Regions from separate parts of the Homo sapiens genome. Here region 2 is linked to region 1. Evidence: read pairs that join two places in POLR2A ChIA-PET (ENCODE). Cell type or tissue: MCF 10A. All regions are shown on one strand. Links, peaks and the distances in the headings refer to the core of each region. The heading gives the core; the rest is flanking DNA. Region 1 has its middle 51 kb from the start of NPTX2. Region 2 has its middle 73 kb from the start of BAIAP2L1.

Evidence for each region. Peaks named below come from ENCODE experiments on the same cell type or tissue, not always from the same donor. Only the 100,000 strongest peaks of a DNase experiment are listed, where the experiment ranks them.
Region 2: POLR2A ChIA-PET joins it to region 1 with 6 read pairs; 1 of 35 experiments calls an interaction of 5 or more read pairs at or near these places.

The regions. Positions count from the first base shown.
Region 1 is chr7:98,563,784-98,569,162 of GRCh38, reverse strand. No RefSeq gene overlaps it. Among named protein-coding and RNA genes, the nearest start is that of NPTX2, 51 kb to the left of the region's middle. In MCF 10A, for the core only: no CTCF peak of the experiment used is centred there; a DNase peak (open chromatin) is centred at 2,132.
Region 2 is chr7:98,471,798-98,477,176 of GRCh38, reverse strand. No RefSeq gene overlaps it. Among named protein-coding and RNA genes, the nearest start is that of BAIAP2L1, 73 kb to the right of the region's middle. RefSeq lists an enhancer at 1,144-1,690. In MCF 10A, for the core only: no CTCF peak of the experiment used is centred there; a DNase peak (open chromatin) is centred at 2,426.

The sequences.
Region 1 (5,379 bases), core at 235-5,234:
TCAATGCTGCCGTCATCTGGGAGGAGTAAGCCATGATCAGAGACCAGAGACTCAGCTTCATGAGGCAGGGAGGGATTCCCGGGCCTTAAGTGAGGCTGTGTTCTGGCTGCCTGCCAGGGACACGGCTCTGGATCCAGCTCTGGCCACTAATTAAGCCCCATTAGCTTTGCTGCCTGGGACTTGTGCCCCTAACTTTATGCCACGAGTACTTCCCCTCCACCTTTCCTGAAGTTTTTCCTTATTTCCAAATTATTCCACATCCTGCCCACCACTGCGGTAATTGGGGGCAAATATTTCAAAACCTTACACTGCATCAAGATGGGACATTTCTTAAAAATTGCTTCCCCAGGACAAGAAGTAGTGGCCCACACCTGTAATCCCAGCACTTTGGGAGGCCAAGGCAGGAGGATTGCTTGAAGCCAGGGGTTCAAGACCAGCCTGGGCAACATAGAGAGACCCCATCTCTAAAGAAACAAAAATTAGCCAAGTGTGGTGACACATTACCTGTAATCCTAGCTACTCAGGAGGCTGAAGTGGGAGGATCGCTTGAGCCCAGGAGTTTGAGGCTGCAGTGATTCCTGATCATGCTACTGCACTCCAGCCTGGGCAACAGAGCAAGACCCTGTCTCAAAAACAAAACAAACAAACAAAAAGCTTCCTCAGACAACATAGAATCAGAAAAATAAGGTCCTCTCACTACTCTTTTCAGATGTATCTTCCAGACTGCGGCTCCCATTGTCAGGGGAGTCATTTTGTTTCTGTAATGCATGTGTCATCTTTTACTTCTAGATAGCGTTTTGGGGTAGGGAAAGGAGTTGGGCAGAAATAAAGATGTCTAGGCGCCTTTTGTTCTGTGCAGACACATGCCTGAGAACTTTTCAGTGCCAAATAAAAGGAGAGTCTTTCTGGTCACAAGAGGAGTCTAATAATTTAGTTAAGCCTACAAAGCAAGTTCCTTATCCGACTGTCTTTTATGATAATTGCTGCAGTGTCTGGCCCTGATGGGAGAGAAACTACAGCCCAGACCCAATGTCCTAATGACCTGGGGATGGCGGGCTTCACAGAGAAAAAGACAAATGTCAATTAGCACAGAATTTTGAAGACGAGCCAGAAATGTCTCCAAGCACAGGCCGGTGGCTGTGGATCAAAGGTTCCCTCCGATGCACACACATTTTCTTTTTGTTTTGCCATCTCTGAAATTAACTAACCTAAATATATATATACATTTAAATAGGAGCTAAGGGCCGGGTGCGGTGGCTCACACCTGTAATCCCAGCACTTTGGAGGCCAAGGTGGGTGGATCACCTGAGGTCGGGAGTTCAAGACCAGCCTGGCCAACATAGGGAAACCTGTCTCTACCAAAAAATACAAAAATTAGCGGGGGCGTGGTGGCACGCACTTGTGATCCCAGCTACTCGGGAGGCTGAGGCAGGAGAATCACTTGAACCCACAAAACAGAGGTTGCAGTGAGCCGAGATTGTGCCACTGCACTCCAGCCTGGGTGACAGAGCGAGACTCCGTCTCAAAAATAAATAAATAAATAAATAAATAAATAAATAAATAAAATAGGAGCTAAGACACCACCCTCCCCCGCCCCTCTATCAATTAATAGGTTCTTCTGGAACACAGGACCCAAGAACTGAGACATTCTCAAAGCCAGTGTGACATTCTCCAAACATCACAAAGTTAGTGAAAGATAATTAGATGGGGTTGGCCACAGCCTCGGTTTCTCGTCCCGAGACTAAATTTTTCCATCTCCCTGCCAGGGTCACGGCTGCCTGGGACCTACGAATCTCCCAGAATGTACAGGGATCCTATGGGAATAGACATGCCTTAACGGATTCCTCTGGGAATTTCATGGCCTCCGTTTCCCAATATTCAGGATGATGTGGAAGGAATGCAGTTTGGACTCCACCCTCTTAAAGGACCTCTGTAGTCCTGGCCAGGACAGCAGAAGTGGCAGCTCTCATATTCCTCCCTGATGCTTTGCCTCTTGTCTCTCCCCAAGGCCACTTGTAGAGATGCTTTCTTGCCTGGGGGCAGATGGGTGCACGCTGCTAGTTGTCATGGGAACCAAGGTTAATTAGTCGACCTGGATTTCAACTCTGATGTTGGTAGCGTGTCTCAGCAAAGACTTTTGGAAACAGCTGTCCCTGGTTGCACAATTCCCTCAAATGAAAAGTGCCCATAGTCTCTGCACTGCTTTGCCCTGGACTTCCTTCCCTATGTGTCATCTTGGGATTTTTCTGTAGTGTGGTACAAATCCTCTAGGAGTAGGGAGTAGCTCACCCTTCCACCTAGGGCTAAATCTAATAAACTAAGTGAAATGAAAGCTTCTGCTATTATCTGAGGCAGAAAGTCTATTTGGGGCTAAACTCTCCCCAGACACCGTGTTGTCATTTCTGCCAAAGGAACTGGACTGAAACACAGAAAAGCAAAGCTATTCATAGGGAAACTAGCAAATCCTTAGGCCTCACTCTGGTGTTAGAGGAAGGACAGACAGACAGATGTTCACATGCTGTAATGGACTCAATCACAGAATGTACACAAGAGGAGTAAATGAGAATGCTCTGTCCATTACAACATGCAAAGGAGGCATGAAGTGTCACCGTGATGACTTGAGGACATGACACACATCCCCTTCTTCACCCTGTCATTTACTCATTCATCCATCTATCCATCTACCTATCCATCCATCCATTCATCTATCTCTCCATCTATCCATCCATCCAACCATCCACCCAATGAGCTTTTATCAGGCACCTGTTATGTTTAGATCCCGACTTAGTCCATTTTGTGCTGCTACAACAGAATACCTGAGATTGGGTAATTTATAATGAGCAGAAATTTATTGACTCACACTTCTAGGGGGCTGGGAAGTCCAAGATCAAGGGGTTGGTATCTGGCAAGGGCCTTCTTGCTGTGTCATCTCATGGCAGAGGAGCAAAGAGAGGGCTAGGGAGAGCAAGAGATCAAACTTGCAGCCTCAAAACTTTCATAATCAGCATTAATTCATTAATGAAGGTGGAGACCCCATGACCTAAACACCTCCCATTAGGCCCACCTGCCAACACTGTTGCATTGGAAATAAAGTTTCCAACACATGCTTTTTGGGGGACACATTCACATTATAGCAGCCCTGATAGCAATTAGCATAATGCCAGGTCCATAGCAGGGGGTTAATTACGCTGCTGAACAAAGATACTGCCAAATATTAAAATATTCTGCTTGCCAGAGTCTCATAGATCCTCAAATGTATTCCCTTTCTTTGGCTGGCATTATTAAAGTTGTACAACCAAACTCCCTATTTAGTATTCTTCTGATGCGATATCAGAGAAACTATATGAAATATGACTGATAGGAGCAAACCAGACATCACTAAATCTTTCATTGGAATAATTTCACTTGTTCTACACACTGATCCCCAGTTCATCCCTTGAATTTCGAATGGTCTTTTGGGAACAGCCTTTGAGGTCTGACTGAGGCTGGAGTTAAATAGATCTTGACTCTTTGGACACATAGAGGCCATGAGGTAGGACCCCTGGGTCCCAAGGAACCTCCTCCTGAGTTCCCCATGAGAAAGGCAAGGCCTTCATTACTTGTCTCTGCTTACTATCTTCACTGAAATCACAAGTTTTCAGAGTGGATTTGGATCAGATTTTCTCCTGGGCACTGTGTATGTGTCTCATTGTCTAAAGCCAGAACATGACACAGGGAAAACAGGGAACTGTCTGAACGTCTGAGCAGGGCTTGCCATTCAAGCAGCAACATACTCTGAGTGCTGGTGCCCTGGGTCCTACATCCGCTGTGTTTGTTGGTGCCTCCAGACCCTCTTCTGAGAACAATCCTCTGCAAACCAGCACTATTGTGTGAGTTAATTGCATTATGTAAAACCACTTGACCCTGTGTCCTGTAGTCCTGCCCACAGAGCAAAAAAGAGGGGAGGAAGGGCTGGTCACATGGAACTGTATTGTGTCCTCCGTGTGCTTTGTAGTGAAGCAGGACAGCTGTATATATTGGAGACAAAGACTGGAGAAAAATTAATTCCCCCAAAGTAGATCTTCCCCCTCTGAGGACAGCAGAAACATCAATTCACTCGATTTCTATGAAGGCAGCCTACCAGGATGTGTTAGTCCATTTGCACTGCTATAAAGGGATATGCAAGGCTGAGTCATTTACAAAGAAAAGAGGTTTATTTTGGCTCACAGTTCTGCAGGCTGTACAACAAGCATGGTGCCAGCATCTGCTTCTGATGAGCCCTCAGGAAGCTTTTAATCATGGCAGAAGGTAAACAGAGAGCAGGCATCACATGGTGAGAGGGAGCAAGAGAGAGGGGAGGAGATGCCAGGCTAAACAACCAGCTCTCACATGAATTTAACAGAGCGAGAAGTCACTCATTACCATGGAGATGGCACCAACGCATCTATGGAGGATCCACCCCCATGACTCAAACACCTCCCACCAGGCCCCACCTCCAGCATTGGAGGCCGCATTTCAACATGAGATTTGGAGGGGACAAATATCCAAACTATATCACCAGACCATTCCCGTGCTGGGGGTTGAGAAGTGGCGTGTTTCAGCAAATGGTGTGCAGGTTGCCGTGGCCGTGCTAAGCATCTACACATGTCCTAACAATGGCTGCTGGAAACAGAGGCTCAGCTGGGTGACATGCTGCAGAGCTAGTGAGAGCCAGAGCTGGACTCCAGCCCAGGCTGTCTGTAGTAGGGGAGCTATAACTGCTTCTCACAGGAACAGAGACTGGAAGGGAATGTGCAAAATAAAAATGGTAGTGATGCCAAGCCCTGCATCCTCGTCTGCATTGTGTGTCTGTTCCCCAGCTCTGAATCTGGCTGCCCTCTGGACACACTATGGCTGTCTCATGAACACTTCAACACTGGACCTCCACTGACCCATCCAAGCCCATCTCTCACACCTGTGTCCTCTAAGTGAATGTTCCAACCCTGTTACTATTACCTTGAAGATAACTTTGATTTTTGCCATCACGACATTGAATGGGCAATCAGACCTGTCCTGGCCCCACCTTCCCAGCCTTGATTCCTTCCTGGCTATTCCTCACCGGTCACCTGTTCCACCCTCCTTCATAACCTGCTACATCTCACCCTCTTCAGCCTTCAGATGCATCTGGTCCCAGAAACCCATCTGTCTGCTGGCGTGGCTTGGTGCTCCATTTTCCACTCTATTAAGAAGTCTCTGTGGGCCGGGCATGGTGGCTCAGGCCTGTAATCCCAGCACTTTAGGAGACCAAGGCAGGCGGATCACTTGAGGTCAGGAGTTCGAGACCAGCCTGGCCAACATGGTAAAACCCCTTCTCTATAAAAAAAACAAAAATTAGCCGGACATGGTGGCGCACGCCTGTAA
Region 2 (5,379 bases), core at 252-5,251, 92 kb after region 1:
TCAGATGCTCTTTCCCCAGGCACTACAAGTTTCTAGTCTCCTCTCCCACTCTGTGAATTATAGCCTCTTCCTGCTCATTTATTATTCATGATTGCGGTGACATATCCAGCCATCTAATTCATTGTCTCCAAACGCTGACTTCATCTCCTTCCTTAAATGCTCATCCAGCTAGAATTTCTTCTGAGAAACTCCTGGGCCTCACACTGGTGTTATCTTTCCCCAAACAGGCATGATCCGCTTAGAACTTTATTGGAGATCTCGTAAAAGAGCCCTTAGGAAACAATCAGTGCCTCCATGTGTCACCAATCACTTAGCACGCAGAGAGGACAAACGAGTGCTAAATGCAATTGCCAGTTCCCGTGGCACTGCAGAGAAAATTCAAGGTGTCATCCTGCAGCTTTCCCGGGGTCAAGAAAGCTCCAAACACACCCCCCCCCCACCCATGATCCTAAGAGTCCATCCTGACCACCAAGGTCATCGACTACCTGGGGACAGTGGAGGATGGGCCAACATCTTGAATCCCCACAGAGAGGCAAGAGGCTGTCCGCCAGCTGAGAAATGAGAGGGAGCAGGGACCTCTTTTTTAGGTGCCTGTGGACCTCACAGCATGGAAATTAAGGAAAATTCTGGTTCTTACAAGGGAAATCCCAGGCATCTAGCTAGCCCCAGAAGTAAATAAGTCAATTGTTAAAACGAAAGGTAGCAATAGGGCCGGCACGGTGGCTCACACCTATAATCCCAGCACTTTGGGAAGCAAAGGCGGGTGGATCACCTGAGATCAGGAGTTTGAGACCAGCCTAGCCAACATGGTGAAACCCCGTCTCTATTAAAAATACAAAAATTAGCCAGGCGTGGTGGTGCATGCCTGTAATCCCAGCTACTCGGGAGGCTGAAGCAGGAGAATTGCTTGAACCCAGGAGGCGGAGGTTGCGGTGAGCCAAGATCGTGCCATTGCACTCCAGCCTGGGCAACAAGAGCAAAACTCTATCTCAAAAAAAAAGTAATAGTAGCTTAAAACAATAAGCCAAGAAAGTAAGAGTTCCAGAGATGTTTGCTTTCCCTATAGAAACTAAAGATAACATCTTACCATATGTCCCTGAGCTGTGTTTCAGAAACCTGGACCTCTACTGAAGGCCTGAGATAAGGGGGAACTGAAGACTGAATTCTGAGCACCATTCTTTGGTCTAAATTTCTTTCTGAGGGTCTTGGAGGGCATCACACCCCTGAGACAGTTAACATTTTTCTCTGCTGACCCCAAAGTTTTAAACAAAGCATCTCTTCCTTAACCAATTGAAAATCAGAAAATCTTTGAGTCTACCTATGACCACTAAGCCCTCGCTTCAAGATATCTCACCACCCTTTTAGGCCTAAACCAATGTGTAACCTTTGTGTACTCATTCACAATTTTGCCTGTAGCTTCTGCTTTTCTGAAATATATCTCTGCCTTTAAAAACTTTTGCCTGCAAAAGCCATCGGTGAGCCAGGATTCGAGCATTTTGCTACCTGGTCCTTCTTGCTTGGCAAGCTACAAATAAATGCCTCCCTCCCTCCCTCTCTCCCTCCCTCCCTTCCTTACTTCCTTCCTACCTTCCTTCCTTCCTTTCTTCCTTCTTTCCTTCCTTCCTTCCTCCCTCCCTTCTCTCCCTCCTTCCTTCCTTTTTTTCCTTCTTTCTTTTTCCTTCCTTCCTTTTCTCTCTTTATTTCTTTCCTTCTTTCTTCCCCCCTCTCTCTCTTTCTTTCTTTTCTTTGACAGGGTCTCACTCTGTTGCCCAGGTTGGAGTGCAGTGGTATGATCTCGGCTCACTGCAGACTCAACCTCTCCAGCTCGGGCAATCCTCTCACCTCAACCTCCCAGGTAGCTGGGTCTACAAGCACACACCACTACACTCAGCTAATTTTTTGTATTTTTTGTAGAAATGGGGTTTTGCCATGTTGCCCAGGCTGGTCTCAAACTCCTGATCTCAGGTGATCCACCCGCCTAGGCCTCCCAAAGTGCTGGGATTACAGGAGTGAGCCACCACACTTGGCCTATGTTTTTGTTTTGTTTTGTTTTTAAGACGGAGTCTCGCTCTGTCGCCCAGACTGGAGTGCAGTGGCGTGATCTCAGCTCATTGCAGCCTCTGCCTCCCAGGTTCAAGGAGTTCTCCTGCCTCAGCCTCCTGAGTAGCTGGGACTCCAGGCACAAACCACCACACCCAGCTAATTTTATTTTTTTTTTAGTAAAATTGGGGTTTCACCATGTTGGCCAGGCCGGTCTCCAATGCCTGACCTCAAGTGATCTGCCTGCCTCGGCCTCCCAAAGTGCTGGGATTGCAGACATGAGGCACCGCGCCCAGCCAATATATTTAGATACACGAATACTTACCATTGTGTTGCAATTGCCTGCAATATTCAGTACAGTCACATGCTGTGCAGGTTTGCAGTTTAGGAGCAACAGGCTACATCATCCAGCCTGGGTGTGTAGTAGGCCACACCACCTAGGTTTGCAGCAACACGCTCTGTGATTTCACACAACCATGAAATCGCCTAACAATGCATTTCTCAGAAAGTATCCTTGTCATTAAGCAACACATGACTCTCTATATGAATTACTAAATATGTTAAAACTGATCAAATTGTATACTTTTTTTTTTTTTTTGAGATGGAGTTTTGTTCTTATTGCCCAGGCTGGAGTGCAATGGTGAGATCTCAGCTCACTGCAACCTCCACCTCCTGGGTTCAAGAGATTTTCCTGCCTCAGCCTCCCAAGTAGCTGGGATTACAGGCGCCCCCCCCACCCCACCCCACCCCCACCACGCTCTGCTAATTTTTTTGTATTTTTAGTAGAGACAGGGTTTCACCATGTTAGCCAGGCTGGTCTGGAACTCCTGACCTCAGGCGATCCACCCATCTCGGCCTCCCAGAGTGCTGGGATTGCAGGCGTGAGCCACCACGCCCAGCCCAAATTGTATAGTTTAAATATGTGTGGCATAACATACTACAATTATACGTGAATCAAACTGGAAAAAAAAAAAAGTCAACTCAAGGAACTAAAATAAAACATTTTGAGGAGAGCTTCACCTCCCCACTGGCCCTGAATTTCCACGTCTTTTAACCCAACTTCTAATTTTAGATAGAAAAGAAAGGAAAGAAAAAGAAAAAAATGACACTAAAGTGAGACTTCACTTTAGAAAAGTATTGAAAATACATTAAACACTGAGGTGTTACCATAATAAATGAATAATTCCAGATCTGTCTTATGAAATATTTAAAAATATTTAAAATCAGCAAGTGCAGAGAAAATTAATGTTGAGTAAATAATGTTAATGAATAGATCCTATTATGTTCTAATGAGGGTTTTTCTTTTTAATTCTGATTTTATTTTTGTAACAGAAGCTTTTCTTTTCAAGTCTTCTTAAAGGGACTTAACTATTCCATATGTTTAAAGCACAATTTAAAGAGAATGAATCCGTTTTAAACTAGATAATGAAGACTACAGTGTACAGACAGTCTCATGTACAGTCCTCTTGCCTCGTCCTTTGGTTGATTCCCAGTCTGTTTCTTTTCTTTTCTTTTTTTTAAGAGACAGGGTCTCACTCCGTCACCCAGGCTGGAGTGCAGTGGCGCAATCACAGCTTACTGCAGCCCCCACCTCCCGGGCTCAAGTGATCCTCCCACCTTAACCTCCCAAGTAGATGGGACTACAGGCAGGTGCCACCATGTTCAGCTAATTTTTTGTATTTTTTGTAGAGACGGGGGTCTCACTATGTTGCCCAGGATGGTCTTGAACTCCTGAGCTCAAGCAATCCTCCTGCCCCAGCCTCCCAAAGTGCTGGGATTATAGGTGTGAGCCACCTCGTCTGGCCCTGTTTTTTTTCTGTTTTGAGGCCTTGCACAAGTCACGCTGCCACTCTGAGCCTCAGTTTCCCCATTTGTAACACTGAGACAATAATTCCTCAACCCCAAGTAGCCCGATGCATGGCACACACTATAGAGATGAAAGAGGGATTTCCTTCCTGTATAGCAATAGCTGATAATTATTTGATGTTATACTCAATTAGCCCTAAAACTGTTATCTCCCAAAAGGATTTCTGAAGGGAGAAAACGATCATGCTTGTTGCCTTCATTCAAGTCTGAGTGCTGTTTATACAATAAACTGGATACTTCTGGATGCAACATAAAACGTTCCTAAAATAATCCCACCTTTCATTCCTCAACCTGCCAGACAGCTGAACCACAGCTTTATGAAATATGAAGAGAGCCCACTTTTATGGCCAGGCATTCATCTTCAAGCTCCTTGGCATACGAGTCCCTCCGAGTTATTTTATTATTTCCAAGAAACTGTAACTGAGCCTTTTTATATACCTGCTGTTGTCGTAAGAGTGCTCACACATAAAGCATGTCAACCGAATCGGAGAAAGGCATCCTTCATCTGGTTTACTGTTTCCTTGAGACAGCTGGTCTCTGGGCTTGGTCGGCTGACAGCTTTGATAGGATTATTGAGCACAGCTTTTCATGCAAAAGAAACCTGGAGACCGGGGCAGTCTGCCCTTGGTTGGTCCATCCAGGGGGCTGGGGTTGACAGGAGGCTCCTCTCAGCAGACGAGGGTCCGGTGAGCCTGACCCAGAGCCCCCGCAGCTGCTCCTGGGTGCAGCCAACGTGCTGGGCTTGGAGTAAATGCTTAACTACAGAGACAGCAGCGAGGGTCTCAGGCACCCTTCCCTCTGTGTCTCCATCCTTCCTGTGGTTCCAGCCCAGCCTCGACTCCCTGTTGGGGCCAGCCATCTTGCCCCTTCTCCACCAAAGGACCAGGTAAGATGTGTCTGCATGAGCTACAAGTCAGGGTACAAGTCTGTGCCCTGTGGTAACTTAATTATATAATTATTCAAAACTGATTTGTTCTCTCTCGCTCGCTCTCTCTTTTTTTTTTTTCCACAGACAGGTTCTCCCTCTGTCACCCAGGCTGGAGTGCAGTGGCGCCATCTTGGCTCACTGCAACCTCTGCCTCCCGGGTTAGGTGATTCTCCTGCCTCAACCTCCTGAGTAACTGGGATTACAGACACGCGCCACCACACCCAGCTAATTTTTTCTTTTGTAGAGACAGGGCTCCACTATGTTGCCCAAGCTGGTCTCAAACTCCTGGGCTCAAGCAATCCTCCTGCCTCCCAAAGTGCTGGGATAACAGGCATGAGCCACAGCACCTGGCCTTGTTCTCTTTAAATTGTGCTTTAAACATATGGGATAGTAAAGTCCCTTTAAGAAGACGTGGAAATAAGAGCTTCTGTTACAACAATAAAATCAAATTTTAAAAACCCCCTCATTGGAACATAAGAGGATACATTCTTTAAAATTATTTACTCAACATTCATTTTCTCTGTACTTGCTAGTTTTAAATATGT